2 separate regions of the Homo sapiens genome follow, and region 2 is linked to region 1. A link is an interaction called in ENCODE POLR2A ChIA-PET data of the cell type or tissue named here. Cell type or tissue: Panc1. All regions are shown on one strand. Links, peaks and the distances in the headings refer to the core of each region. The heading gives the core; the rest is flanking DNA.

What was found. Peaks named below come from ENCODE experiments on the same cell type or tissue, not always from the same donor. Only the 100,000 strongest peaks of a DNase experiment are listed, where the experiment ranks them.
Region 2: POLR2A ChIA-PET joins it to region 1 with 7 read pairs; 5 of 35 experiments call an interaction of 5 or more read pairs at or near these places.

Annotation. Positions count from the first base shown.
Region 1 is chr14:60,695,714-60,711,299 of GRCh38, forward strand. SIX4 (SIX homeobox 4) reads right to left here. Exons shown (of 3, transcript NM_017420.5): 3 at 13,826-15,586. Among named protein-coding and RNA genes, the nearest start is that of SIX4, 21 kb to the right of the region's middle. In Panc1, for the core only: no CTCF peak of the experiment used is centred there; no DNase peak of the experiment used is centred there.
Region 2 is chr14:60,645,864-60,661,449 of GRCh38, forward strand. SIX1 (SIX homeobox 1) reads right to left here and starts at 3,614. Exons shown (of 2, transcript NM_005982.4): 1 at 2,767-3,614; 2 at 1-714. The coding sequence starts at 3,326. The coding sequence ends at 420. It overlaps MIR9718 (microRNA 9718), which reads left to right and starts at 2,785; the gene lies at 2,785-2,848. RefSeq lists enhancers at 1,033-1,655, 6,450-7,219, 7,220-7,988, 7,618-9,870, 9,069-9,903 and 4 more and silencers at 3,531-3,770, 11,098-11,367. In Panc1, for the core only: no CTCF peak of the experiment used is centred there; no DNase peak of the experiment used is centred there; H3K4me3 peaks cover 485 bases; H3K27ac peaks cover 642 bases.

The sequences.
Region 1 (15,586 bases), core at 7,706-11,705:
TCATGTGTGGTCTTTATTATTTTGAGGAACTTTCCTTCTTTACCTAAATCATTATGAGTTTTTATCATGAAGCAATGTTGAATTTTATCAAAAGTTTTTTCTGCGTCTATTGACATCATCATATGGTTTTTGTCCTTCATTCTACTGATGTGATGTGTGACATTTATTGATTTGTATTATGTTGAACCATCCATATATTCCTGGGAGAGATGCCACTAGCTCATGATGTATTATCTTTTTTATATATTGTATGATTTGGTTTGCTAGTATTTTGTTAAGGATTTTTGCATCTGTGTTTACCAGGGGTATTGGCCTGCAGTGTTCTTTCTTTGTGGTATCCTTGTCTGGTATCAGGGTTGTGCTGGCCAAGTAGAATGACTTAGGAAGAATTCCCTCTGCTTCAACTTTTTGGAATAGTTTGAGAAGAATTGATATTAATTATCTAAAGGTTTGCTAGAATTCGGCTGGGCATGGTGGCTCACACCTGTAATCCCAGCACTTTGGGAGGCCGAGGTGGGCCGATCACCTGAGGTCAGGAGTTCGAGACCAGCCTGACCAACATGGAGAAACCCCATCTCTACTAAAAATACAAAATTAGCTGGGCATGGTGGCACATGCTTGTAATCCCAGCTACTCGGGAGGCTGAGGCAGGAGAATCACATGAACCCAGGAGGCAGGGGTTGCGGAGAGCCGAGATCACACCATTGCACTCCGGCCTGGGCAACAAGTGGGAAACTCCATCTCAAAAAAAAAAAAAAAAGTTTCCTAGAATTCAATGGTGAAGCCATTTGGTCCTGGACTTTTCTTTGTGGAAAGACTTTTTATTATTGACTCAATCTCATTATTTGTTATTGGTCTGTTCAGGCTTTTTATTTCTTCTTGGTTTAATTCTGGTAGGTTGTATGTGTTCATGCCAATAAATTAAAAAACCTAGAGGAAATGGATAAATTCTTGGACTGCAGGAAAAGAAGTCACTAAGAAGTTATTCAAGCAGTGTACCTTATACCCAATAGATAGTTTTTCATCCCTCATCCCCCTTTCACTGTCCCCTGTTCTGGTTCTCCAGTGTCCATTAAACCATTCTGTACACCTTGCATGCTTGTAGCTTAGCCCCTACTTATGAATGAGAACATGTGATATTTCGTTTTCGATTCCTGAGTTACTTACTTAGAATAATGGCCTCCAGTCCCATCCAAGTGACTGCAAAAGACAGTATTTAGTTCTTTTTTGTGGCTCAGTAGTATTCCATGGAGTGTGTATTCCATGGTATATACATATGTGTATGCATACCACATTTTCTTTATCCACTCATGGGTTTATGGGCACTTAGGTTGATGCTATATCTTTGCAATTGTGAACTGCACTGCAATAAACATACACATGCATGTGTCTTTTTGATATACTGACTTCTTTTCCTTTGGATAGATACCCAGTAGTGGATTTGCTGGGTCAAATGGCAGATCCACTTTCAGTTCTTTGAGAAATCTCCATACGGTTTTCCATAGAGGTTGTACTAATTTACATTCCCATCAGTGTTTCTTTTTCACATCTACATGAATATCTATTGTTTCTTGACTTTCTAATAATGGCCATTCTGGATGGAGTAAGGTCTGATCTCATTGTAGTTTTTATTTGCATTTCCCTGACATTTAGTGATGTTGAGCATTTTTTCATTTTTTTTTTTTGGCCATTTGTATATCTTCTTTTCAGAAATGTCTATTCATATCCTTTGCTGACTTTTTAATGGAATCATTTGTTGTTTTCTTCCTGATTTGTTTGAGTTCCTTATAGATTCTGGATATTAGTCTTTTGTTGAATGCATAATTTGCAAAAATTTGTATCCATTCTGTAGGTTGTCTGTTTACTACGATGATTATTTCTTTTGCTGTGCAGAAACTTTTTAGTTTAATTAGGTCCCATTTATTTATTTATTTGTTGCATTTGCTTTTGGGGTCTTAGTCATAAATTCTCTACCTAAGCCAATGTCTAGAAGAGTTTTTCCTAGGTTTTCTTCTAGAATTTTTATGGTTTCAGGTCTTAGATTTAAGTCTTTAATCCATCTTGAGTTAATTTGTGTATATGGTGAGAGAGAGGGATCCAGTTTCATTCTTGTACTTTATGTATCTACTTTTATACCAGTACCATACTATTTTGGGTACTATAGCCTCATAGTATAATTTGAAGTTGGGTAATGACAATGCTTCCAGATTTGTTCATTATGCTTAAGATTGTTTTGGCTATTCAGGCTCTTTTTGGTTCCATAGGAATTTTAGGATTGTTTTTACTAATTCTGTGAAAAATGATGTTGGTATTTTCATAGAATTTATTTGAAACTGTAGATTGCTTTGGGCAGTATGGTCATTTTCACAGTATTGATTCTTCCAATCCATGAACATGAAATGTATTTCCATTTGTTTGTGTCATCTATGATTCCTTTCCACAGTGTTTTATAGTTCTCCCCATAGAGATCTTTCACCTCCTTGGTTAAGTATATTCCTAGGTATTTTATTTGGTTTGTAGGTACTATAAAAGTAATTGAGTTCTTGATTTGATTCTCAGTTCAGTCATTGTTGATGTATAGCAGTGCTGCTGATTTGTGTACATTGATTTTGTGACCTGAGACTACCGAATTCATTTATCAGATGCAGTAGTCTTTTAGAAGAGTTTTCTAGGTATAAGATTGTATCATTGGCAAACAGAGATAGTTTGACTTCTTCTTTTTCAATTTGATTGCTCTCTGTTTCTTTTTCTTGTCTGATTGCTCTGGCTAAGACTTCCTTTAAAAAAAGTTAGAGACAGCATCTCACTATGCTGTCTAGTTGTTCAGGCTGGTTTCAAACTCCTGGCCTCAAATGATCCTCCCACCTCAGCCTCTGAAAGTACAGGGATTACAGGTGTGAGCCACCGCCCCTGGCCTAAATTTTATTCTTAATTTCTTCCTTCACCCATTTGTTGCTCAGGAGCATGTTGTTTAATTTCCATGTATTTGTATAGTTTCTAATGTTCCTCTTGTTACTGATGTCTAATTTTATTCCATTGTGATCAAATAAGATACCTGATATGCTTTTGATGTTTAAACATTTTATAAGGCCAGGTGCAGTGGCTCACTCACCTGTAATCCCAGCACTTTGGGAGGCCAAGACAGGAGGGCTGCTTGAGCTCAGGAGTTTGAGACCAGCCTGGGCAACATCATGAAACCCCGTCTCTACAAAAGATACAAAAACTAGCCAGGCATGGTGGCGCAAGCTACTCAGTCCAAGCTACTCAGGTAGCTACTCATGGTAGTCCAAGCTACTCAGGAGGCTGAGGCAGGAGGATCACTTGAGCCTAGGAGGTGGAGATTGCAGGGAGCTGAGATCATGCCCACTGCACTCCAGCCTGGGTGAAAGAGCAAGACCCTGTCTCCAAAAAAAAAAAAGAAGTTTCTTTTTGGAGACTTGTTTTATTTCCTAATGTAAGTCAATCTGTGAGAATGTTCCATGGCTGATGAAAAGAATGCATATTGTGTAGCTGTTGAGTTAAATATTCTGTAAATGCCTATTAGGTCTCTGATCTATGGTACAGTTTTTTTTTTTTTGTTTTAAATTTATTTTTCTATTTGAGACATGGTCTCACTCTGTCACCCAGGCTGGAGGACAGGGACATGATTATGGCTCACTTCAGCCTCAAGTTCCTGGGCTCAAGTGATTCTCCTACCTCAGTCTCCTGAGTAGCTGCTGCTTCTACAGGTGTGCTCCACCATGCCCAGCTAATTTTCTTTCTTTCTTTTCTTTTTCTTTCTTTTTTTTTTTTTTTTTGAGATAGAGTCTTGCCCTGTTGCCCAGGCTGGAGTTCAACGGCACGTTATTGGCTCACTGTAACTTCTGCCTCCCAGGTTCAAGTGATTCTCCTGCCTCAGCCTCCTGAGTAGCTGATTACAGGCACGTGCCGCCACACCCAGCTAATTTTTTGTATCTTTAGTAGAGACACCATGTTAGCTAGGCTGGTCTCAAACTCCTGACCTCATGATCTGCCTGCCTCAGCCTCCCAAAGTGCTGAGATTACAGGCGTGAGCCACCATGCTTGGGCTAATTTTCTTTTTTTTTTTTTTTTTTTTTAATGTGGTGACGGGGTCTCACCATGTGGCTCAGTCTGGTCTCAAACTCCTGGGCTTAGGTGATCCTCCCACCTTGGCCTCCCAAAGTGCTGGGATTACAAGCTTGATCCTAGGTAAGAGCCGTTGCACTTGGCTTATGATGCAGCTTAAATTCAATGTTTCTTTGTTGATAATCTGTCTAGATGATCTGTCCAGTGCTGAGAGGGGGGTGTTGAAGTCCCCAACTATTATTGTATTGGGGTCCATCTGTACCTTTAGATCTAATGATATTCACTTTATATATTTGGGTGCTTCAGTGTTAGATGCATATATATTTACAATTGTTATATTCTCTTACTGCATGATTCCCATTATGATTATATAATGTGCTTCTTTGTCTTTTTTTTTTTTTTTTTTACAGTTTTCAACTTGAAATCCCTTTTGTCTGACATAAAGATAGCTACGCTGCTCACTTTTGGTTTCTGTTTGTATGGAATATCCTTTTCCCATTCCTTCATTTTCAGTCTATGTGTATCTTTACAGATGAGCTAAGTTTCTGGTAAGGAGCATATAGTTGAGTCTTGTCTTTTCATCTATTTAGCCAGTCTATATATTTTAAATGGGAAATTTAATCCATTTACATTCACAGTTACTATTGATAGGTGAAGATTTATTCCTGTCATTTGATTGATTGTTTTCTGATTGTTTGATATGTTCTTTATTTCTTTCTTTATCTTTTATTATTTACTGAAAAAGTTTTCAGTTCGGTGGTTTTCTATAGTGATACATTTTTTTTTCTCCTTTGTGTATCAGCTCTATAAGTGAGTTTTGTAGTTTTGCATGTTTTCATGATGGTGATTGTCCTCTTTTCATTTCCAGATGTAAGTCTCCCTTGAGCATTTCTTGTAAGGGCAGTCTACTGGTGATGAATTCCCTCAGTTTTTCCTTGTCTGTGAAAGATTTTACTTCTCCTTTATTGCTGAAGGATAGCTTTGCTTAGTATACTATTCTTGGTTGACAGTTTTTTCTTTGAGTAGTTCGAATATATCACTCTATTCTCTTTTGGCCTGTAAGATTTCTGGCCAGGCGCAGTGGCTCACACCTGTAATCCCAGCACTTTGGGAGACCGAGGTGGGCAGACCACCTGAGGTCAGGAGTTCAAGACCAGCCTGGCCAACATAGTGAAGCCCATCTCTACTAAAAATACAAAAATTAGCCAGGCGTGGTGGCGGAGCCTGTGATCCCAGCTACTTGGGAGGCTGAGGTGGGAGAATCGCTCAGACCAGGAGGTGGAGGTTGCAGTGAGCCAAGATTGCGCCTTTGCACCCCAGCCTGGGTGACAGAATGAGATTCTGTCTCAAAAAAAAAAAAAGAAAGAAAAGAAAAGAAATAGAAAAGAAAAAAGATTTCTGCTGAGAAATTCATTGTTAATCTAATGGGATTTCCCTTATATGTGACTTAATACTTTTGTCTTGCTGCTTTTAAAATTCTTTTGTTGTCTTTGACTTGTGACAATTTGATTATAATTTGCCTCAGAGAGAACCTGTTGGTTGAATCTATTTGGGATTCTTTGCACTTCCTCAACCTGAATATCCATCTCTCTCCCCAGACTTGGGAGATTTTCTGCTATTATTTCATTAAATATATCTTCCTCACCTTTCCCTTCTCTTCTTCTGGAATGTCCATAAGATGAGTATTTGTTTGCTTAATGGTGTCCCATAAATCCAGCAGGCTTTCTTCATTATTTTCCTCCCTCCTTCCCTCCCTCCCTCCCTCCATTCCTTCCTTCCTTCCTTCCCCCTTTCCTTCCTTCCTTCCTTCTTTCCTTCCTTCCTTCTTTCCTCCCTTCCTTCTTTCCTTCCTTCCCCCTTTCCTTCCTTCCTTCCTTCCTTCTTTCCTTCCTTCCCCTTTTCCTTCCTTTCTTCCCCTTCCTTCCTTCCCTCTTTCCTTCCTTCACTCTTTCCCTCTTTCCTTCCTTTCCTTTCCTTTTTTTTTATTTCAAAAGAGCTGTCTTCAAGTCCAGAAATTCTTTCTTCTGCTTGTTCTAGTCTGATGTTGAAGCCCTTGGCTGTATTTTTATTTCATTCACTGAATTCATTAGCTTTAAGATTTCTGTTTGTTTGTTTTAAATATCCATCTCATTTTAAATTTGTCACTAGAATAATGAATTGTTTTTCTTGATATCATTGAATTATCTGTCTGTATTCCCTTGTATCTCACTGAGTTTCCTTATGATTGTTATTTTGAATTCTTTTCTGGCATTTTCGTACATTTTCTTAGGGTTGAGGTCTGTTACTGGTGAATTATGATTTTTCCTTTGGAGGTAACATATTTCCTTGTTTTTCATGTGTCCCTACATTGATTTTTTTTTTTTTTTTGAGATGGAGTTTCACTCTTGTTGCCCAGGCTGGAGTGCAATGGTGTGATCTCGGCTCACTGCAACCTCTGCCTCCCAGGTTCAAGCAATTCTCCTGCCTCAGCCTTCCGAGTAGCTGGGATTACAGGCATGCGCCACCATGCCTGGCTAATTTTGTATTTTTAGTAGAGACGCGGTTTCTCTATGTTGGTCAGGTTGGTCTCGAACTCCCGACCTCAGGTGATCCACTGGCCTTGGCCTCCCAAAGTTCTGAGATTACAGGCGTGAGCCACCACGACTGGCCCAGGAGTTTCTTTAGCACAGTTTTGCTCCTGTCATACAGAAGCTTGCATCCAAATCAGAGGCCCGGTTTTTTGTTTATGTACAAATGCATTGGCATTGACAAGATTTGGGCTTCATCAGGTTAGCACCCAAGAGCTCAAAGATCCACTGAATGTTGCCAGATTCTGTACATCAGTGAAAATGTTTGGGGAAAATATGTGGCTTATGTTTACCCAGACCTCTGGGAAGTATGCATGTAAGGTAATATGATCATCAGGTATTTGAGGCAATGTGATCAGATTTAGGATAGTGTATCAAAGATTGCGCTTAACTATTTCCTTTTCCTCATAATAATTACTTTGATTTACAGATGTATCTAACAGTTTTCATGGAGAAATCCAACTAAGAAAGACTGAAAAGAGGTCTATCAGTATGAATTAATTAATCATTTTGAATTACAGAAATAAATTAAAAGGTAGTTTTATCTTGGCACGGTGGTTCTTGCCTGTAATCCCAACACTTTAGGAGGCTGAGGCAGAAGGATTGCTTGAGGCCAGGAGTTCAACACCAGTGGGTCAACATAGTAAGACCCTATCTCTTAAAAAAAAAATTAGCCAGATGTGGTGGCGCACACCTGTGGGGATTGCTACAGTGAACTGTGATTATGCCACTGCACTGCAACAGGGTGAGACTCTGTCTTTAAAAAAAAAAAAGAAAGAAAAGGCAGTTTCATTTATAGGGCATATAATAACTTAGAAAATATTTCCATGGGCCGGGCACAGTGGCTCACACCTGTAATCCCAGCACTTTGGGAGGCCAAGGCAGGTGGATCACTTGAGGTTGGGAGTTTGAGACCAGCTTGACCAGCATGGAGAAACCCCATCTCTACTAAAAATACAAAATTAGCTGGGCATGGTGGCGCATGCCTGTAATCCCAGCACTTTGGGAGGCCGAAGCAGGCGGATCACGAGTTCAGGAGATAGAGACCATCCTGGCCAACATGCTAACACCCCCGTCTCTATTAAAAATACAAAAAATTAGCCAGGCATGGTAGTGCATGCCTGTAATCTCAGCTACTGGGGAGGCTGAGGCAGGAGTATCACTTGAACCGGGCAGTCAGAGGTTGCAGTGAGCCAAGATCATGCCACTGTGCTCCAGCCTGGTGACAGAGTGAGACTCCATCTCAAAAAAATATATATAAATATATATATATATATACACACACACATATATATGTGTATATGTATATTCATGGATCTGCATGATAAACAGAGAGAAATACTCTATATTTAGCAATCAATGGCTACTGTATTTGAGAGGGTTTCCAAGGGATTTAAGATGTTTGTTAAAGTATCCCCACCTTAGATAATTTATATATGGACATGATGTTGTCTATACATTTAATTTATATTATTAATATGTACCATTTCAAATAAAATAGCTAAAGGTAAATTTTAGCCTAATTCATCACTCTTTGAAATAACACAAATTCTGTATTAACATAGTTTCACTATAATACTGAAAACTCAGTATTACAACACTGCTAGTTTGCTACCGTATATAAAAAAAAAGTCTGTGCTCAGTCTTAGAAAGTCAGATATGTGTTTGTTAAGATATCAGAGAATGACTGTAATAAGAATAGAAGTAAAAACTCTCATTAGCTGAGATTGCATATATTCTTAAATCTAGTGTGTGTTGGCCAGGCGCGGTGGCTCAAGCCTATAATCCCAGCACTTTGGGAGACCGAGGTGGGCAGATCACCTGAGGTAGGGAGTTCAGGATCAACCTGGCTAACATGGTGAAACCCCATCTCTACTAAATACACAAAATTAGCTGGGCGTGGTGGCACGTGCCTGTAATCCCAGCTATTTGGGAGGCTGAAGCAGGCAAATCGCTTGAACCCAGGAGGTGAAAGTTGCAGTGAGCTGGGATCATGCCACTGCACTCCAGCCTGGGCGACGGAGTGAGACTGCGTCTCCAAGAAGAAGAAGAAAAAAAACTAGTGTGTGTTTATTGAAGAGATTTAGGCAAATCTATTTAGTATAATTGGGATAGAACACTCCAACATCTTTTTTTTTTTTGAGACGGCGTCTCTCACTCTGTCACCCAGGCTGGAGTGAAGTGGTGAGATCTCAGCCCACTGCAACCTCCACCTCCTGGGTTCAAGTGATTCTCCTGCCTCAGCCTCCCCAGTAGCTGGGATTACAGGTGTCCACCACCACACCTGGCTAATTTTTGTATTTTTAGTAGAGCCAAGGTTTTGCCATGCTGGTCTCGAATTCCTGACCTCAAGCAATCCACCCGCCTTGGCCTCCCAAAGTGCTGGGATTACAGGCATGAGCCACCGTGCCTGGCCCTCCAACATCTTTTGAGATTAAGACCCCTGATGATTATTCATTTAGGGACAGGATTGAATCCATCCTCCTTCCTATGTAGTGTTAATAAGATTAATTTGCTGAGTAATGGGTAATGCACTCATTACTAAGCTATCTAAGGTCATCCATTTGATAAAGAACATAAGCAAGAATGTACTTATTAAATAAAGTGAATACAAAATTCATTATGTTCCCTAATTTTCAACAAAATATATTTTTGGTTTTCCTTTGGCACATCTCCTAAGTAGTTCTCATCTTAAACAACAAACACCAAAAAACCAGCAACCAAACAACGCTTGTCTTTCTATGGCTAGTGGCTAGATTTTATGGTTTCATTATAGCTAATGACTTATCTTTTCAACACAGGAATTCTCTGAAAGGGAATTTTCCCAGGCTGTGGATAAGATAGGTGTGGGGGAAACTACACTGTTAATTGCTTTCAGAGGCTCCAGCAGCTTAGATTTCACTGCCTGGGCCTTGATACCCAGTAGGGAAGTGGAGCACACAAAAGAGGAAATGGATAAAGGGTGACAATCTCTCTGCCTCTCCCCTTATCCATCCTTCTCTCCCAATCCCCCAAATGTACACACACACACACACACACACACACACACCCTGCTGCACTTACAAATAGGGAAAAATGCTCAATTTTACTAATCTACAGTTTATCAGCCATTATTACAGCTTGGTTCCTTTTGTGTATGTCTTTAAAAGCCTTCCTTAAAATGTAAATTATAGCTGGATGCTATAATCCTATAATCCTAGCACTTTGGGAGGCCAAGGCGGGTGGATCCCCTGAGGTCAGGAGTTCGAGACCAGCCTGGCCAACATGGCAAAACACCATCTCTACTAAAAATACAAAAATTAGCAGGGCGTGGTGGCAGGTGCCTGTAATCCCAGCTATTCAGTAGGCTGAGGCCGGAGAATTGCTTGAACCTGGGTGGCGGAGGTTTCAGTGAGCCGAGATTGCACCACTTCACTCCAGCCTGGGTGAAAGAGTGAGACTCCATCTCAAAAAAAAAAAAAAAAAAAAGTAAATTGCTCTGGGGTGGAGGGTTGGGATAATCATATCTGAAACTGTTAACCATCAACACCAGAGAGATCACTTAAGGCACTTGAGGAGGTAGGCCAATGCCTGAGGAAATGACACATCCCTTAGGGGGCAAAGTGGATACAGATGAAGGAGGTGGACAAGTACAGAACCAGACCTGCCTCACCTAGCTGTACACCTCTAAATAATCCTGGTGGGTCACAGGTTGTTGACCCCATCCCAATTATTTTATCTTCCATTTGCAGCTCTTAGCAGGTCACCATGTGCTTCCCCTCTGTAATTGATTTGAACTTAACTCTGTAGGGGTAAATGAATTTTATTAAACCATTTTTTTCTTTTATAATAATATCTAACATACCCATTTCGCAGAAAAAATACAGGGCCCAGAGAGGTGAACTGATATTTCCTAAATCTCAAGGCTAATTAGAATCCAGGTTTCTTGATGCCTACCTCTACATTTCATTTACTATTCTTCATAGACTCTTTAGAGATCTGCTTAGTTCAAATGCAAATAATGTGGATATAGCCACAGAGAAAATATTTTTAGAAAGTTTATCTATACATAAGTATAAATAGGTTTTCTGCACATCACTGGTATTTTGAAACATTGATCTAAAAAAGGGTCAAAAAAAAAAAAAAAAAGCTCAGTGAGTACATTTTTGTTAATGCCCCATTTGCCTGTCAATCTTTAGCCTCTATCATCTGGAACACAGTTTTAAACTTGCATGTTAAGCAGAAAAACCTTGGAATAGTAATGAAATAATTACCATAAAGACCATTCACTAATGTTAAAAGATTTGAGGAACCACTCTCAGGGTCTACCCCAAAATGTATTGATTTATTTTTGTGCTCTACATAGGGATAATATTTTAACCAGTTTAGCAATATAGTTCCCTAATCCATAGCAATGAAATGATTTAAAGTTATGGATGCCTGTTACCATCACTATTCATTCAACAAATAAATTTTAAGTGCCTCCTATGTCCCATGCATAATACTAAATGCTGGAGAAACCAAGATGAATATGTAAAGAGGCAAACATATACTTACAGTGATAAGTACATTAGTGCCACACTAAAGGAAGGTATAAATCCCTGTCTAATCACAGAATGGGCTATGCACAATTCTACTTGTGAAAGTAAGACAAGGCTTCCTGAAGATGTGACATTGAGTGAGTCTTGGGGATTGGGTCGTTATGAAGGAATCTGGTTCCTTTGGCGAACAGTTTTATGTGGCTAGAGATGTGAGTAGGCAGAGAGGCAGGGCCTGGATCTTGGAGACTTCTTATGGTAAAGGGTTTAAACGGTATTTCATAGGCAATGAAGAGCCATGGAAGGTTTTAAAGTGGAAAACGAGGCTGGGTTAAGTCTTGAATTCTGGAAGTTCCATTTGGATGTAGTTGTAATGTGGCCAAAATCAGGACCAGACACTAGGATACCAGGTAGGAAGCAGTTGCAATAATTCAGTAGAGAAATGGTAAGTGCCTAAACTGTAGGAGTAACCTTAGTAATGGAGAAGAAGAAACTGAATCAAAAGACTGTAAAAGAGCAGACTTGGATAGACTTGTGATCTGATAAAGGTAGGGAGAAGAAAGGGAGACAAGACTCCAGAGTGAATCCCAGATTTTTGTCTGGCCATCTGGGTGAATACATGTTGCTGAAATGAACAACACAGAGTTGGGGCAGGCTTAGGGAGATGAGAGTTTAATTTTCCACATGTAGAATCTTAGGTGGACTGGGACATTTTGAAAATATCTATTAGGGAGCTGGATCTACCAGGGGACAGGTTCAGGCTGTGACAATCATCTTCAGTAGCAGTAAGTGGCTTTGGCTAACAGCAGGCAGCAGAATAGACACAAGTCTTGGAGAGCACAAAATTCTGGAGACAGTTGGAGGGCAAACTGCCCTAGGTGCAGTTCAAGAGCTCCTGAAGTATCTCCTGTCTGACAGCTCAGGGCAACATGGTAATAGTTTCCTAGTTCCGGCTCTCCTGCCTCCTGCAACTCCATTTCCCAGATTAGCCATGGCAACATTTTAAAGTGTAAATCATGTTATATTACTCCTTGCTTACAAGCCATGAGTGGCTTCTCAGACTCAAATTCAAACTATTTGAGACCAATAAAGCTCTACCTTTGATCTGCCCTTGCCTACCTCTCTGGCTAGATTTATCGCATGACCCCTGGAGTTAGCGCCGTAATCCAGACACTCTGTCCCTCCCTCAGGGCCTTTGTACCTGCTGTTCCCTATGTCTGGAATGCTCTTTTCTAGGTCTTGCTGGCTGGCTTCCTCCTTATTCAATTACCTCTGCTGAAATGTTACTTCCTTAGAGAACTTCCTTGATCAATCTAATGTATGTCTCCCACCCTAACATTTCATATTATCAATTTCATTACTCCTTGTTGTCAACTTTATAACACTGACCGTTATCTGAATGTGTCTTGTTTATTTATTTACTATCTACTGTATTGGAAATGGTGATATGCAAAGGTAAATTTTCATTTATTGCTTTTTTTTTTTTTGATACAGGAATTTGCTGTCACCCAGGTTGCAGTACAGTTGCACCACCCTAGCTCACTGGAGCTTCCTGGGCTCAAGTGATCCTTCCGCCTCCTTCTGCCTCTTCCTCCCAAAGTGCTGAGATTACAGGCCTAAGTCACTGTGCTTGGCCCATTTATTGTTTCTTAAGGGCAAGTGAACAAGTGGGGTGGAACCATATAGCTGAAGGCCTTGAATTCCCATTGAGGGTTTTTATTTAATTTGCTAGTTTCTGAGGAGCCACAAATGTTTTACGTACAGCAATGATCTTGTCCAATTTTTAAAAATATTTGTTTAATGTTCTAAAATGTAACCACTTCATTGGCTGGAGTGGTTGAACTCATTGAAACTCTGTTCATGTTAACTGGTTTACTTACATATAAAATTGTTAAATAAATGAGTGGAATATCAAGAATATAAAAGTCTAGATATAATATCTGAATTTAATTTGATGGCTTTAACTAGTTTTACAGAATTGTACAGTTGGTTTCCAATCTATTTTATTAACCTCCCCTTCTTTTCAGTGTAGAAGCATAGAAAACCAGGTTATGTAATTTTAAAATTAGGACCAAACTGTACGAAGGCCAAATTTTCTATATAGTTAGCAGCAACGCAGTTCTACTTGTTACTTTCAGTGAAACTATTGGTGCACCCAACCGTGGTGGTACCAGACTTTGGCTAATGGCAGTGCCCTAGGGATGGGTGATATTGAACTCTTTCAATAAGGTTGAAAATAGGAGGTCTTTGGACCCTTCAATTTAATTCCATTAAACCCTACAGAGTAACTGCCGTGTGCCAAACATCACACTCATCTCTAGGGACAAAAAAACAAAAAACAAAAAACAAAAAATGCTGGGAAGGGGAAGGTACACTTCTTCCTTTTAAGGAGGATGCAATCTAATAATTTACCTCTATGTAGTACAGTTAATTGCATAATTCTGCACAACGACTGACAAAGATTATTTTTCCAAAATCACTCCAATTGGCCTTATAACCATTTGCCAGCTTTTGGAATGTTTGTTTTTTCCCTTCCTCTTCTTCCCTTTTCCAGAGATAAATAAAACCAACATTATTTCTTTTTTCTTTTCTAGTAAGATGAGTCATTCATATTTAAAAAAACACAATATTTCCCAAATAATTTTCAATGCAAGGTATGTATAAATATAAAGTTTATTTAGCATAGTGTTTAGAAAAATAAGTTCACATCATTTCAGAAAACAAATAAAACACTTAATTGTCCAGGCATAAACCCCCATTACAGTACGACATACATACTTCAGATCTCTTTGGTTGGGTAATTAAGCACAGAAATGTTCTGGGACATGCTCTGTGTGCCATCACCTAACAGTGCAGTAAAGACTCTGTTACCCCACCCCATGATATACATTCTGTATAGAGTTTCTCTTTGTGTAAGGCACAGTAAAACCATATTGAGTATATAATTGGTTGCCTCTAAACATACAGTACATGCAACAAAATAATATTTTTGAGAACTCTGAAAGCCAAAAGAGTCACATGCTATACAATTTTGATTAATAAAATGTATGGTGGTAAATTAACATAAAATGTATCAATTAGATACAAAGTAACTGCTAGGCTCTATTATCTAAGTTTTACAAAGAGTTTAAAATATCTTTTGTGAAATGTAACTATTTCCCCATAGTTTTCCTGAATTATTTTTATTATGAGATGATCTGTCAAAACATTTTAAAGAATGAAGAACTTGTGGCTATGTACTAAAGCACACTTGTCTAGCATGTAGCAGGGCAGGCTGCCACACATGCCCAATAATCCAACTTTTAACATGCAAGATACAAGGGCATACACAGAGAGATTTAAGGTCAGTGTGCAATTTAACTATGGATTTTTACCTATGGCTATAATATCTACCTGCCTTTCATAACACAAGAAAGGCACTGAAACGTGTACAATTTAAAAAGTCTTTTCATTACTATAAATATACATGAGATATAAAGCAGTACAACACAGGTGCTCTTGCTTGATTGAGGAACAAATGCACCTTCTCTTTAAACAATAGACTGTCCTTTACTAGATTTAACTAAGAGCTAAATGCCAAATTCTGGCTGATAGAGTGCATAGATAGGCTTACACCAAAAATCCCACAGCCAGCAGCATGGGTTGGGTTTTGCAGGGAGTCATTTACCCCTGTTTTGATCTTCAGGGATCATTAGAGGGTCATTTGCAGCATTTTCAAGCATTGGTTTATGTAAGAGGGAAATTCTGCCACATGACTCCAAGGGTTCTGAGTCTGGCCCTTGGTATGGCAAAAGACATTTGCAATTCTGTGCAAGGAGATCATGGGGTTTATCTTACTCCATTCACATATACATGGGCTGCATACCAACTGGCCCTTATTCAACTGAAAGAATAGAAAAGAACAATAAGTTCTTTATACTGTGCATTGATTCTTACCTGGTATATTGTGTAGCTACCTGAAGTAATTGTAGGGTTATAATTACATCATGGTGGGAATATGAATGGGTTTCCTAGGTAAGTCTTAAGTTTTGTGCTATCTTTTCTTTTTCATAAGGGAGAAAAGAGGAAGAACACTGAATAAAAGAGAGGCTTATTGTATTTTCGGAAAACATATAAAACATTTCCAGTTATATATATATATATAGCATATATAACTAAAAACCTCCCCATCTCTCTTGTTGGATGGGTATTTGAAAATAACAAACTCTTGATATCTGCAGCAATCAAGTGGAAAACATCATTTTTATGTAAACTACACTGCAGAGCCATGTAATTAATCTCAGTAACAGGATCAGCACACACCCAAAGAAAAAACAAGCTCTATGAGTAGTAGTAGAGTGGAAAAGAACTCTCAAACACCTGACTTTGTAAAACAAAACAAAAAACATGTAGCTTCAGCAGTTTAGGAACATTCAC
Region 2 (15,586 bases), core at 5,194-9,193, 52 kb before region 1:
CTTCACATTTCTCCATATATAAATTAAAAGGAAATAATGAAAATCCAGTTGATTTGCAATTCCCATTCATTGAAAAAAAAGAAAGGCTGCTGAAACAGGCGTATCAGTTGCCCAGAACTCAGACTGGGTGCCTGGGTGCTTTTGTTTGTTTGGGTTTTTTTTTTTTTTTTTCCCTGATCTCTGCATTGGGAAGGAAAATGCAAAAGTGGAAAGAGTTGGAGAGAAGAGGAGATTAAGCTTGAGATCGCTGTTGGTTTTGATTTTTAAAAAGATATTTGTGAAAGTCCACCATTCCTTTATGCGCAAACAACTCCAGAAACAAGCTGCAAAAATGTTCCTGATTTCTATTTACAAGTGTCCCTAGTCGCTGCAGTGGTTGCTGCTCCAGGAATCCCTTCGAGGCCCCAGTCCCTCCCCACTTAGGACCCCAAGTCCACCAGACTGGAGGTGAGGGGGCCGAGCAGAGAGTCTTGGAGCTGATGCTGGTGGGTCTGCAGGCCGTGACTGGGCTGCGAGGCTGTTAAGCCCGGGAGAGAATAGTTTGAGCTCCTGGCGTGGCCCATATTGCCCTGCAGCAGAAGGACCGAGTTCTGGTCTGGACTTTGGGGAGGTGAGAATTCCTCTTCTGAGCTGGACATGAGCGGCTTGCCCCCTTCCAGAGGAGAGAGTTGGTTCTGCTTGTTGGAGGAGGAGTTATTGTTTTCGGTGTTCTCCCTAAGAAATAGAGGACAACACCATATGGTTAAAAAAAAAAAAAAAAAAAAAAAGTAGGTTAAAAAAAAAGTGTGAGATGGAGGGAGGGGAGCTGGAAGGAGGAAAGGGCCATTGTGCAATCTGTCACCAACCCAAATGGAGGAGCTCTACCCTTCCACCCATCCCCAAGGGTAATGGGGGAGGTGAGGAGTCAGAGGAACCTGGAGAAATGGAGAGCTACGGACAGAGCCTCCTGTTAGGAGCCAGGTCCTTTTCTCTTCCAGATTTCAGAAAGTGATAGATTAGCAGGATTTATTTGAAACATACAAAATATATGTTTTAAATTTTGTTCAAGCAGTTACATTTAAATACATATAAACTAGCAACATATTTAAATGTAACTGAAAATCTTTCAATAAATAGATATTGGTGATAAAGAAATGATAGAGGACAGAGTCCAATGCACAAATGTTTGGGGTGAATCAAGTCCATTGCCTTGTTCGCATATGAGGAGACAATTAAACATCCCGTTTTCCTGCCCCAGCCCAGAGTTGGTGGTTTTGCAGACACAGAACAGGTCATGGGAAGTGGTGCCCAGCGCGGCCCAGTGACCTGAGTAAACACAGGGAGCGCAGCCAGTCTCTGATTTCATCTGGAGTCGGCCCTCGGGCCTGGCTTATAGGACGGCCGTTTTGTAACTAAAGGCTAACTGCAACCATACAATCCCTGTTCCTGTGTTACTTGCTAACTCTTCAGCCCCTCGTGTCCCCCTCTCAAACTTCCTACCAACACCCACCCCAACCCATCCTTTCTGGGCAGGGGAAACTTCGCCGCCCCGCACAGGCTGCCAGCGGGCGCGGCGCGCTGGGGCGTCAGTCCGGGCACTCGGTACCGGTTAACTTCAGGATTTCGCTTCCCTCGCCGCTTCCGCCTTCCGAGTGCTCGTCAGTCCTCCCGACTCCTAGCGCCTGTCTGTCTCCTTTCTTTCCCCTTATCCTCACAGTCTCTGTCTCCCGACAAGCCCATTTCAGCAGAATTTATCCTGGCTCTGGTTTTCCACCAAGACAAGAAAGGGAGCAAGATCTTCGGCCCCTAGTCTTGGAAGCGAACAAAGGAAAACCTAACCGGCCCCTGCGCTCAGGTTTTCCCCCAAACTCTTTGGCTTCGCGGAGCGCTCTCCCCGCCACAGCCACCTCCCCACCGTCCTTCTGAATCTCTGTCCGAAACGCTATAGAGAACAGAAGGAGCCTGCCCAGGTGGCCGAAGGTGTTGCCCCGAGGTGGGGGAAAGTAGAGACCAATTTTTAAAATATTGCCTTGTGAGCTCCAGTGCGAGAGAGGGCTGCGACTGGAGACCCTTTCCTCGTCTGGGCATGCGGCGCGGTCAGCCAGACCGACGGGCTGCAGTGCCGGGCCACGCGCGAGCGAGCACGGCGAGGATCAACCCTTTCTTAATTTGGGGCGCCGGGGAGTAAATGCAGCGCCAACTCTCCCCAAAGCTCTCTTTTTGTTGTATCTTTAAAAGTCTCCTCCATTTGTCCAGCTAGTGAGAAATGAAGCAGGCTACCTCTAAACCAAAAGACTATCAAGAGAGAGCTGTGGAGAACCAGGCGGGAGTGGGGGCAGAGCCAATGTCTCAGGCCAGCTTCACCCCTCTGGGGAGCAAGAGGAGAGAGGTTCGCGAACCTCAGCTCCCACCAAACCCCTTTCCTTGCGACACCAATCAACATTTCACTGCCCGTTGATTTAGAAACTCACTCTCCACCCACCACTCATAGCCGCGGCCAGCCAGGGAGGCATAAAGACCAAATCTAGCGCCAATATTTCCCGACACTCACATCCCAGAGAAACCCACGCGCGGGTGCTCAAAGCAAATGAGGCCCCATCCTTAGCAAGGAACCTCAGAGTTCATGAACTTTCGCTGCAGCGCCGCGGAGGGCCTGCGCGCCGCCCCGTGGACGGGCTCCGGCCGGCGGGGAGGACTTGGTGGCTGGTGCCTGCGGGGGCGGGAGGGGGCGGAGGAGAAAGGACGGCTTCCTAGGGTCGCCCGAGTCGCGGGAAGCACGCCGCGTACCTTTCCTTGGCCTCCGCGGCCCGGTCTCTTTGCCTCCGGTTCTTAAACCAGTTGCTGACCTGGGTGGTGGTGAGGCCGGTGGCCTCGGCCAGCTCCCGCTTCTCACGCGGCGATGGGTAGGGATTGTGCGCGTACCACTCCCGCAGGACACCCCTCGACTTCTCCTTGAAGCAGTAGCTGGTCTCCTCGCCGTCCCAGATGGTGCGCGGCAGTGGAAATTTTCGGCGCACCCGATATTTGCCCACGGCGCCCAGGGGTCGGCCGCGCAGCTTCTCGGCCTCCACGTAATGCGCCTTCAGCCACAGTTGCTGCAGTTTGGGGTGGTTGTGAGGCGAGAACTGGTGGCTCTCCAGGATCTTGTAGAGCTCACGGAAGTTGCCGCGGTGGAAGGCGACCACCGCCTTGGCCTTGAGTACGCTCTCGTTCTTGTGCAGGTGGTCGCAGGCGGGCAGTGACCACAGGAACCTGCCCAGGCGCTCCAGGTTTCCGCCTTGCTGCAGAACCTCGCACACGCACGCCACTTGCTCCTGCGTAAAGCCAAACGACGGCAGCATCGACATGGCTGGGGCCTGCCGGGGCGCACGGCCCAGGCGCACGCGGCAGGGAGCAGAGCCGAGAGGCAGGGGGCGGCGGCCGCAGGGAGGGGGGCGCGGCTGTTCCTAACCTCCTCCTTAGGCTTTGCAAAGGCGAAAACCGGAGTCGGAACTTGGCGGTGGGCGGCCAAGGAAGAGAAGGCGGAGGAGTAGGGGAGGTTCTGGACACGGAACGGCCGGCGCACTCAGTAGCCTTTAAGGCCTTGCTGCCTCCGACCTCCCGCCCGGTGGATGCTGCTAGTTGCCGGGGAACTTGGTTTCTGTTCTCCCCGCAGCGGCCTTAAAGCGCGCAGCGTCCCCGGCACGCTGATTGGCTGCCGGCGGCGCCTATCCGGGGCTGGCCAGCCAGCGCGCCGCCCGGCTGGGCAGAGAGGCCGCACCGCCCAGAGCGGGGAGGGCGAGGCTGCGGAGCTGGGGGTTGGGGGTGTTGCCGGGGCTGCGCGGGTAGGGAGTGGTGGGAGGAGAAGGAAGAGGAAAGGTGGGAAGCCAGTTGGGGTCTGAGGGAGCTGCGCTGCGGAGGTGTGGGGAGGTAGGGAGTGGGTGAGCGCGTCAGGACCCTGCAACGCGGGACCCGTCGCCAGTATCACCTAAGGGGAGTCGCGCACAACTCCGCACAAATCAATGACTCCAAACCTTAATTCCTCCCCTCTCCCTCCGTACTCTTGTCCTCATCCCTTGCAGACTTGCCCTCTCCCGGTGAGCTCATATTTAATTACTTTAATGTTGGAATGAATAAATAATGGATTGATGAATAGCTTATGGAACGCGATAAATAATTCAAGAGCAGACCAGGGTCCGCGCATGCAGCCTCTGGAAGAGTGGCTTCGGGTTGGCTTCAGCTCGAGGAGTCCAACCCTATTTCCTCCTCCCTCCCCCCACCAACTACCACTGTCCTCCCCCCACTGCTGCACACCACCCTCCAAAGGGCACAAGTACTCCCAGTCGGACAGCGTTTCCCTCGTTCACAAAAGACCTCCATGATTTGAGACCAGGCAGAGAGCTGTTTAGAGCATACTTGCTGAGCACCTAGAGACTCCGAGCGTTCATTTGTGATTTGGTATCTTAATGTTCTGCGATTGAAACCAGCAGGTTCCTGAAGCTTCTGGACTCAATTTCCCCATCTGTGCGGTTGTGTTTTGCAGTGCCACCTCTGCTACTGAGGAATGCCGAGAGGCTTTACTTGCTATTAGCAAAAATGCTTTGGGAACCTCGTACGAAAGGCGCTGGATGTGGTGTAAATTAAATAAAACTGTGCCCGGCTCCAATAACCGTCCGGTTGTAATATAATCCTTACCCTGCTCTGAGAGGGACACTGCCCTCAAAGCGAGAACGACAGCGGCTCCAAGAAGATTAAATAAAGAGGTGTGTGTGTGTGTGTGTGTGTGTGTATGTGTGTGTGTGTGTGTGTTGCAATGCTGGCCTATTTTGCTGCCAGGGAATGAGAGATGCACTGCAATTTAAGTCCCATCATCTGCTGTTTTGTTTATGTGTGGAGAATGCTTAGTAAAACTGCACAAACAAGTGAAGTTGTAATTATCTTAAGCCTCATTTGCACACCTAGTTCCAAAGCAATAATTAAAAGGATTTTGAAAACAATTAGCCTCTCTAAACAAAGATAATCTATTGTCAGTAGCTGAGACTAGCAGGAGATAAGAACAATGCGTGGAGATAAGGGAAGCCAAATGGTGGAAGGAGAGTGACTTTATGACTATACTTATCTCTGATTAGATAAGTTCAAAACAGAATTCTAAGTACACTTCAAAAATGCTTTTGATTTCAATGTGCCCTCTTAGTGAGTGGTGAAGAACAAACTGTAGGCTCCTTAAACTGGCTTGTCTTCTTCAAATATGTTTTGATTCCTTTAGCCAAAGAGCCCAGCACTACAGAACCTTTTGCATATTGAGATGCAAGTGGGAGAAGGAGAAGCATGTCTTGGTTTCCTCTTTTATTATTAATATGGTTTTAAAATGATGCACCCAGTACAGTGCACCCTGCAACATACATTCTAAACTCATAAAGGGTTCCCACCTCAGGGCTGCCACATGGGAGATTCCAAGTAGACAGGAAGCTGCTTCTCTGCTGAACATAATGTTTTCTGCATCCTTGAAACTCTTGCTTATTCCATGCAATTAGATCTTGGAAGCAGATGCTGATATTTCATTACCTTAGGCTTTTTTTTTAAAAAAATGCATTTAATAGGTGTGCATGCTTTCAAAAGAGCCTCTGCCATATAGTATGCCCAATGACTTTCTAAACTGGAAGCCTGGCACTGCTAAACCCAGAGCCATGTCTGGTAATTTCCCCTCACTGTCTTATTTTAGTGCTTATGATGTTTCACATGAAGTCTTAAGGAGCTGCAGTGCCCTCCCAGAAGGAATGCCTCTGCTTGAAACAGTCCTTATTGACATGGCAGCTGTGTGAGGACCGGAACGGAGGCTTAAACCCGGCTCTAAAAATCAGTTAATACCCTAAAGTCTGGAGCAAGTGCGCACAATTACAATGGGGGGAGGGTCTTTAAGCACAACCACGTCTCTTAAAAGACAAACAGTATGTTGAGTATGGGGTGTGCTTTGTAATTAACAATTTTGTATAAGGAAATGAGGCATAGCCTGCACAAATAAGGGCAGGTATAAATTTACAGAGGATGACAGCAGAGATGGCAATTAGACACAAATAGGACCACCTTTTTTTCCCGGCTTCCTCCAGACCTACCTGCCCATTTCTTTTTATCTGTCTTCAAAAGGAACCAGGACGTACTACATTGCCGTCATCTGGGAAGACGACGTGTAGAAGGTGTGATTGCGGGAACCCGGGCAGAAAAGAGGTGCTCTTCCTCGGAGGCCGTGACTGGGCCGGCCAACATTTTTCCTCCCGCTTAATCCAATAGATCGCGTAACTGGAAAGGGAAAGTGCTATGCGCTTTATACCAAGGAGTCTACCTGCTATTTCGATCCCTCGGTTAGGGGAACCAATTGTTATAAATGTTAATTATTGGCTCGGATATATAAGGTTTCCCAAAATGGAACCTTTCACTGAAAACCGCTGAAAGAGGTAAAATGACATGAATTTACAAACCACCTAAACTAAATGATCCATTTTAAATCGCACACAGAAAGGTTTGAGTTGTTCTCGTAACATAAAACCTTTGCTGTCAATGCAAATCGCACGAAAAGCAGAGATGCGTTGGAGATTTAAAGGAAATGAGCAACTCTAGCCAGCCGGCTGCTGCCCTCGCTGCAGCGCGGCTCGGGAGGGAACACCGCTGGCAAGGAGCGCCCGATGCCAGGTTTCGGCTCTCCAGTGCCTCCTCTGTGCAGGTAACGGCCGCGTGCGCTTTAGTCGATGAAAAAGCATTCAGTGGGACAGCATTAGCTGTTGCTAGGGTTTCTCGGCTGGGTTGACAGGCCTTGATGCAAACACCCCTAGCTGGGACCCACTTGTTTCCCTTCTGGCTTGTAGCAAGATAGTTAGGGGCTCCCGGGCCGCTTTCTTGGAATTCTTTCACCATCCAGAACGACGGTGAGGATTCTACTCTACCTACAAATATTTGGAAAGGGAGGGCATAGAGAGGTGTTTCTTCAATAAATTCGTGTCATCGCTCTGGGGCAGTGCGGAGACTCCCCAAATCCGGCTGAAGTGCCAAAATTCTTTTTCCTCTGCTTAGTCGGAAACTCCGGGTGCCCTCGACCCTTGGGAACTCCGGCTCCGATGGCCGGCGTGGCGCCGGAGCAGCAGCCCACCTGCTCCTGGGGGACGCCGCTCCCCGCGAGGTCTGAATAGGCCTGGGGCTCAGGCAGAGAGATTTGCGGACTCAGAGAAGAGAAACCCAAAACCAGTCCATTAGTAAATGAGTTTTGTGTTGTCAAGGTTCTTTCCCATCCACTTGCTGTTCTGAAAAATAGATCACGTTTCGTTATCTTTAGTGGGAATCTGCAACGTGACACCGGATCCGCGCGGCCCCCGCCTCCCTCCCTGCCTCGCTCTGCCTGGCTGAGGGGAGCAGGCGGGCCTCCTCAGCTTATTTCTGAACAATGAAGATTTGTCTCTTCCCCAAGTGTATTTATGTATGTATGGAGGGAGGAAGTTTTCTCCTGGAAGCGGGAAGCTCGAGAGCAGAGCCTCCTACTTCTTTGGTGCGAAAACGCTGCGCTGGCCCAAGATTCAGGGCGACTGACGCCCCCCACCACCTCCACCGCCCACACCTGGACAAACAGAGCCAGCTGTGAGCCTGGCTCGCCGCTGAAAACCCTGCCGCCCCGCGCGGCTCCCGAAAATACCATCTCCGTATTGTCTCGAGGTCAGGGAAGGGAGAAAGAGAGAAACACACACAGACTGATGGACCGACTGAGGGTCAAGCACTGGGAGGGAGCTCAGACTGGAGGGGAACAGAGCTGGGGTGTGTGTCTTTGGAAGAGTTATTCTCTCTCTCCCTCTACGTGTGTCCCCGTGGCAGGTCTTTCCCAGAGTGTGTCTCTAACTCTTTTCTCCATCTGAAAGAGGACGCTCGTTCATTCTGTCTGTATGTGAACCTGTTTCTCATTCTCTCTCCTTATCTCTCTCTCTTCTTTCTCATTGTTTTTCCTCTTCCTCTTCTCATCCTCCTCTTTCTTCCTCCTTCCCTCCCTCTCCCTTCCCCTCGGCTCTGGGCGCTCGTTTTTTTCTCTCCGGGACTGGGCGCTGTGAGGTTTCACAGAGTGTGCTTATGTCACCCACTGAGGCAGCGCAGGTAAGTTCTCTTGAAAGTAGACCCTCAAGTCTGGGCGGTGTAGTAGGCCTTACTTGGCGAGAACCTTTCACAGGGAGTGGAGGGCGGGCAATAGATGGTGTAGCCTGCACGGAGGGCGGGCAAAGGTGTATTGGCCACCTAGGGGAGAAAAGGGTTAACAAATTGCCCTCTGAGAAAGCTCTGACCAATCGCCAGGTTTGAGCTAGAAGACCCTACTCAACATCAGATGCCAACTACCTCTCTGGAAAGTGGAGCCAAGGTGTCACAAGAAACAATTCTTAAGAATTAAAGGGACTCTGCGCCCCACCCCCCATTCCCTGTTTTTTAAAATGTCTCCTTAGGGCAGGTTTATGAAATGAAACTCTCCAAAACCGCTATCTTCCATTGAATTTCCAATCAACTTTTTTTTCTCAACTTATGTACATCCTGAATACCACATCTGTCTAAGCTAAAAAGAATTTCCTTTTGGGAGGTGAAAGCCTGCAGCTCCTCCTGTTCAGAGGAAAGTGCTAGTGACGGTAATGCAGGGTGACACTAAATAAACAGTTAGGGTGGACTGGAAAGATGGAGTTAATTATCCAGTGAGCTGCATTTCAGCCCAGACCATCAGGGGCTGATTTGTTTTGGCTCATATTTGGAGGAAGGAGACAAACCACTCTTCTCCACATCTCCTTGGGATCCTGATCATTCATGTCTTCAACAAAACAAAAAACAAAAACCACTACCCAGGTATCACTGCTTCACTTAAATTTTGGTTTATTACTCCTCTGCAGGCTCTGAAAAAATGTCCACTCCATTGCCCCATATCCCTGGAGGGAAGAACCAAAGCGACTCAAAAATGTACTCCCACGAGAAGAAAAATCAAGCTATTTGGAGTCCAAATGGTAAGGAGGCCCAGTGACAAGGAAAGCAGACATTTAGCACCCCTCCCCATCTCTTCACTTGAATTCTTACAATAAGCTTATAAAACTATGTGTTTATAAAAACTAAGATATTGGCTTGGTTTCATGATGGTTTTACTCCACTCTCCAAAAAAATCAGGCTTCGTGAAATTTGAAATGCAATTAGATTTATCGTTAGCGTGATTCACTGACTATCTGGTTTCCTCAGGTAAACCTGCACTTACATATAAATCCTAGTAATTTGAAACTTCTCCCTACCCACTTTGCCCACCCACTCCCCCCCCACCCCCGCATTCTGATATTAATAATCCCCGGCTGCCCCTCTTTCCGGGTCATTACGGTACTGCTGGTCTCTAATCAATCCTAATGCGATGGCAATTGGAGTCCCTGATGACTGCGGCTCGGGTTTCTTGTAATGGCTCTACCACATTTTCCTGGACCTCCTTCTTTAACCTGAGATGCCAGGGGGACAAGTCTCTTCTCGGCTGCTGATTACTTCAAGATGTGGGGGCTGGTTTGAACTGAAGGATAAAGACACGCGCACAGCGTGGCTGCCACAGCAGGCTGGGCGGCTGGGGAGAGCAGACGTCTGCACGCGGGGCGCCGCAACCCGAAAACCTTTCGCTACTCTCTTTTCTTTCCCCCATTTTCCAGGCCCAAACTCACCCTGGTGGACCGAGATGAAGATTCTCAGAGCAGATTTTTTTTTTTTTTCCTGGTGCGGAAAGGCCTGGTGGTCTCTGGGACTCTCCAGTTATCGAGCGTTCCCACCCTACAGCGTCCGCCCAGGCGCAGGCCTGCCCCTAGTTCAGGAGTGAACCCCTTCTCCCATTGCAAAGAGCCAGCTTCTTTTTCCTTCGGGTTGTTTTCTCCCAATGCCTTCCTCCTCCCCAATTGCCCAATTGTAGAGTGGGTGTCCTGAAGAGAAACTGGAATCTCTGTCCCGCCCCCCCGCCCCCATCTCATTCACTAACCCTTGACCTTTCTCCTGTTCCTCATCCCAGCAGTGCCTGAAGTTCCCAACCTGTTCCTGACCCAAACCCCAGACCCTGAGACCAGAAGCTTGGCCTGGTCATGTTGGGATATGACCTCTTCTCCCTCGACCTTTGGGGATTCGTCGCTGGGAATCCTTAGCCTTTAGAGATAAAGGGCCAACACTCCTTTCTCGCTGGTGCCACCCGGAGACGACCACAAGTGGGAACTTGCGCCTGCCTCCCTTCTCCCCGGCCGAAAGCTCTAGTTCGCCTCCCCTACCCCCGGTCCAGGCTCGGCAGCGAGGCAATCAGCACGTTCGCGGCATTTGTATTCTTCCATTTCTCAGCCTAAGCCATTTAGTGTAACCCGAGCTCAGGATAATTGCCACGTCTCTGCCGTGATACTTTTTAAAACAAGATAATGCTTCTGAATTGCGGAAGAAAGTGCTGCGGACAAATTGGGCGCTGAGCTGCTGAGATGGATCGCTTTGTTAGTGGAGGCCAGTGGTTTGTGACTCAATTAGTGCATTTCTGGGAGCCGCCTGTGTTGTACAGTAGGGTCAGCTGGAAGCAAACTACCCCTGTGGCTCCCACAAGCGGGTAGGAATTCGGGGGATGGGAGCACTTCAGGCCTGTACCTCAGTCGGTGCATACCCAAGCCGTGGGATCTGTTTTTGCATTCTCACACGAGCATATTGCTCGGGTTCTAAAGGATCCAGATTTTCGCAGACAGAAGCTCGACCGCCTCTGTTCCCAAAAGGGCCGAGCGGCGTTTGTCTGAATCACCAGTCCTCTGAGCAGTGGGAAAAGAGATACTGGGTAGAGGGTGCTGGGAAGGTGCCCACTCATCCATGCCCCTCTGCGCGTCTCGCCCACTCGCTTAGGCTTGGACTTTGCAACAAGGTTTCCAACACCGCTGCAGTGCTTGACAAAGCCCTCCTGGAAGCCAGCAGGGTGAGGCTGCCAGCAAGCAGGCGGGCTGCGAGGGACGCTTTTAGGACTAGGAAGAAGGCCGTAAGATCTTTCCTTACCTCTACTCAAGTTCACCCGCCACCCTCACCCATCAACCCTCGTGCAGGCCCGGGTCCACGTTTCGCGGACTGATCCTGAGCCTCAGTATAACTCGCTGTGCCAGGTGCGCGCGCGCAGCCAAGTATCCGCGCGCGGACGCCGGGGAGGCTTCACCGCCCGGTGTGCTGGCGGCCCCGCCCGCTGGCTCGCAGAGCGGGGTCTCGCAGAGCTGGGCCTCACCCGTCGCCCCGCCGCCTGCACCAGAAACTCCCTCCCCGGGCTGTGCGGGAGCTCTTGGGCGCCGCGTCTGCGCCGGGGCCGACTCCGCCCAGGCTTGTAGCCAGAGGTCGCGCTATCTCGCCGGGCTGGCCCGGCGCTCTCTGGGGTTGTTCCCTCGGGCGGTGCATGGGGCCCACAGGCGTCGGGGCTTGAGGGAAGAGGGGCCGGGGCCTGAAGGGCGGGGACCACAACGAGGCGCGGGGAGGTCAGTGGAGCGGAGAGCCGGCGCAGGCCGGCGGCGGCGCGGCCGGAGGAGAAAGAGGGCGCTGTCTTCCTGGCAAAGGAGTTTTCGCCTGGCCGGCAGGAACCGAAACAACAACAACAACAAAAAAAAAAGAAAGAAAGAAAATCTGCTCCGCCGAGTCCCCGGAGTGAAGAGCGCGCGGCGGGAAGGGTCTGGGGTAGCGGAGCGGATTCTCGGCCCAAAGCCTGGGGACCGCTCAGCCCACCTTGGCTTCGCCAGCGCCACGTAGCCCCGGACGGCACTCGCGAGGAGGGAGTTTTCTTTGGCTTCTTTAGCTGTTTCCATAATCGCCTTCTTTTAGGGCCATCCCTCCCTCACTTTTTCCCTCCAAAAACTGGAGGCGTTGGGATAAGGACGGCGACGCTTCGCTGGCGAATGAGGTGCCTCAATTTGCCCGAGGCGAGCGGGGAAATCGGGATCTCCTTTCATGAAGCCGAGTTGGCTTCTCGGTTTCGTGGAATCTGCGGCCGGAAGCCGCGACCCCAGCCAGTCATTCGCGTTGAAGCGCCGCAGCAAGTGGCAATGCTTTTGGCCGCGCATTGCCCAGGAACAGCAAAGAGATGGAAGACCCTCTCATTTACCATCACCAACTGGTCGGGGAGCACACGCAGAGACCAATAAGGTCCCAAAGACAACTACTATCAACCATTCTCCACCCAAATCCACACATCAAAAAGACTGAACTTGTATTAATGCGGGTGAAACAGCCATCCCTCCATTCCAAAAGTACATACTTCTCTGTCATCTACCCAGGATAATTTGTTCTTGCCTTTCCATGAGCGTAGTAAACCAGGCAAAGCAAAACAAAAGGATCCCAGACTCACTTATCTTCTGCCTTGAAAGGTCGCTCTGGATTCATGGACATATTTAAAGGCCCTCCTGATTTGTACATAGATACTAGAGCCGATCATCTCCATCCACCTCTGCCGCCAGAGCGCCTCAAACTCCAGTCTCTATTTGAATTTCCTGTGAAGTCTTGACTCTTCTGTAGCCCCTCCAGTAGAATCCAGGTGGCCTTGTAGTTCCGCCTTTGGCAGGAGACTTATTTCCTAGGAGTAACTGGGTGGGCTGCAGTCCGCCTGCCTCTTCACATTGAGAAGCGCTTCTCTTGTGGGAACGTCTGTTTCTATTCAGCGGATTTTCTAATTTCTTTGATCAGCCTAAATATTTTCTTGGCAAACGGAAATTGACCATGCCATGAATATGATAACAACCTGCTTGGAAAAAAAGCTATTTTGTTTCCAAGCAGCAGAAAAAAAGGGGTGGGGGGACGGTGAAGGAGGCTGGCTGTTAGGAATGCCTGTAACAGATTCCAGCACATACATCTTTTTGCAGTCTCTGAAGCAGCTTTGTGAAAACTGCCTTTTCTCTCTCGTGAAGCTTCTTTCCTTCCTCTCCTCCTCTCAGTTAAACACACACCTGGTCTCCTAAAAGCCTTTGATACTCTTTATTAAAAAATAGAACTTCAATGGATGCCTCAGGAGACTTTCCCTTTAAAACATAGATGAAAGGCAAGGTTAATACAATGTTCTCTTAATCCCTTTGCCTTCTGAGTCAAAATAAATATTTTCTTCTGCATGTGATTGTACATCCTGCCATTTGGCTATGGCTATAAGCAAATTGACGGTAATAAAAATGTTTTGAGGCTGTGTATTAAATGCCGTTCTCTTGAAACCAAGGGAGGGGAGGGAGGAGCCTTACTTCACAGGCAAGAATTGGTGGATTTCTGAAAAAGCTGCAAGAAAAGGACCTTTCACCTCTCATTAGTGATGCCATCAGTGCTCAGGCAGAGTGGAGCTGAGGTCATGTTACATATGGCACACAGTCTGCTCAGCACTTGAAACGTCAGCTTTGAAATTTTAGAGAGGGGAAAGGTCATCTTTAATAAGCTAAAGTCTGGGGCTCCCATTGCCCTCACTGCTAGCTGGGTGGGTGTCCATATGCTTCAAACCCTATGCAAAAGTTTTTTTCTTTTTCTTTTTAATTTGCAGTTTAAGGCTGATTTTTGTTTCTTCATTGAAATCTTAATGTTTTCAGCTGTTAATACTCCAAAAGGCCTTTCATTTTTATAGCAACTTCGTCATCTTTCCTTTTCTTTTCATGCAGTCATAAAACTGTCTGTTCTGAGTGATAGCTTTTTAGAGCTCAACTTCCCAGGAGAAATGAAGTGTATCTGTCCATCTGCATACATGAATCCAGACATGTGGGCTATAGGGTTACCCTTCTGTATGGGTAATTTAGACTTCACTCTTGTGTACTCATTATTTACTGAACCTTCAAAACACTGAAACTTCCATATTATATGAAAACACTAGTTTCTGAAAACTTCCTGGGTACTACTAAAATTTTTTATGCCAGTTACTGAAATTTCACATTTTATTTTTACCATGTGGGAGAAACTCTCAAATCAGAATATACTGCTTTTTCTAGAAGGCTTGAAATTAAGACTACCCAACAGATGCTATAATGGTAGATACAGTACTGAAAAAAAAGGTGCTAACATCTCACTTCCTTGTTCAGAAAATATTAGAAACATTTGTGATTGTTTCATCCTCAAATTTGTTCAAGAAGTGAAGTCAACCAAACCAAGGCAACTGGCCGGACACAGTAGCTCACACCTGTAATCACAGCACTTTGGGAGGCCAAGGTGGGCGGATCACCTGAGGTCAGGAGTTCGAGACCAGCCTGGCCAATATAGTGAAACCCCATTTCTACTAAAAATACAGAAATTGGCTGGGCATGGTGGCGCATGCTTGTAATCCCAGATACTCAGGAGGCTGAGGCAGGAGAATCACTTGAACCTGGGCAGCAGAGGTTGCAGTGAGCCGAGATCGCACCACTGCACTCCAGCCTGGATGACAGAGCAAGACTACATCTCAAAACAAAACAAAACAAAAAAACCAAAGCAACTGAACTATCCCCAGATCTCTTTGCAGCCACTGTAAAGATGGATAAAAATACCTTTAGGTAGGCCAGGCGCAGTGGCTCAAGCCTGTAATCCCAACACTTTGGGAGGCTGAGGTGGGGCGCATCACAAGGTCAGGCGTTCGAGACCAGCCTGGCCAACATGGTGAAACCCCGTCTCTACCGAAAATACAAAAATTAGCCGGGCGTGGTGGCGCTCACCTGTAATCCCAGCTACTCAAGAGGCTGAGGCAGGAGAATTGCTTGAACCCAGGAGGCAGAGGTTGCAGTGAGTTGAGATCGTGCCACTGCACTCCAGCTTGGGCGACAAGAGTGAGACTACGTCTCAACAAAAATAATAATAATACTTTTATGTCACCCTGTAAGGAACTTCTCAATAGTGATTTGTTACTGAGTTCCAGAACATTTTTTTTTTCATATGGACCCACAGTCCAAGAGGAGTAGCCTTAACACACCATTACATGTATTCCTCACTTATTTTTCTTTGTATCTGTCAACGCATTTTTTTTTCCTTTTTTATAGATAGGATCTTGCTACATTTTCCAGGCTGGACTCAAACTCCTGGGCTCAAGCAATCCTCCCACAATAGCCTCCTGAGTAGCTGGGACTACAGGCATGTGCCACCATGCCTGGCTACTTGTCAACCTTTTTTTTTTTTTTTTTTTTTTTTGAGACGGAGTCTCCCTGTGTCGCCCAGGCTGGAGCGCAGTGGTACAATCTCTGCTCACCGCAACCTCTGCCTCTGGGGTTCAAGCGATTCTCTTGCCTCAGTCTTCTGAGTAGCTGGGATTACAGGCGCCCGCCACCATGACCGGCTAATTTTTGTATTTTTAGTAGAAACAAGGTTTCACCAGGTTGGCCAGGCTGGTCTCAAACTCCTGACCTCAAGTGATCCCCCACCCGAGTCTCAGCCTTCCAAAGTGCTGGGATTACAGTTGTGAGTCACCGCACCCAGACCTTGTCAACCCATTTTATCTGTTTATATATACCAGATTCTGATTCTTTTTCCAGTTTTTTCTTTTTTCATAAAGGTTACATATCTTGTGCTTATAAAATTAACTTTAAAAATAACACAACAATGTATGCTAATCGGTTTCAAACAAGTAGACTCAATGATACTTTGAAATCCTTTTTCCTACTCTGCAAATCGAAAATATTGGAACAAT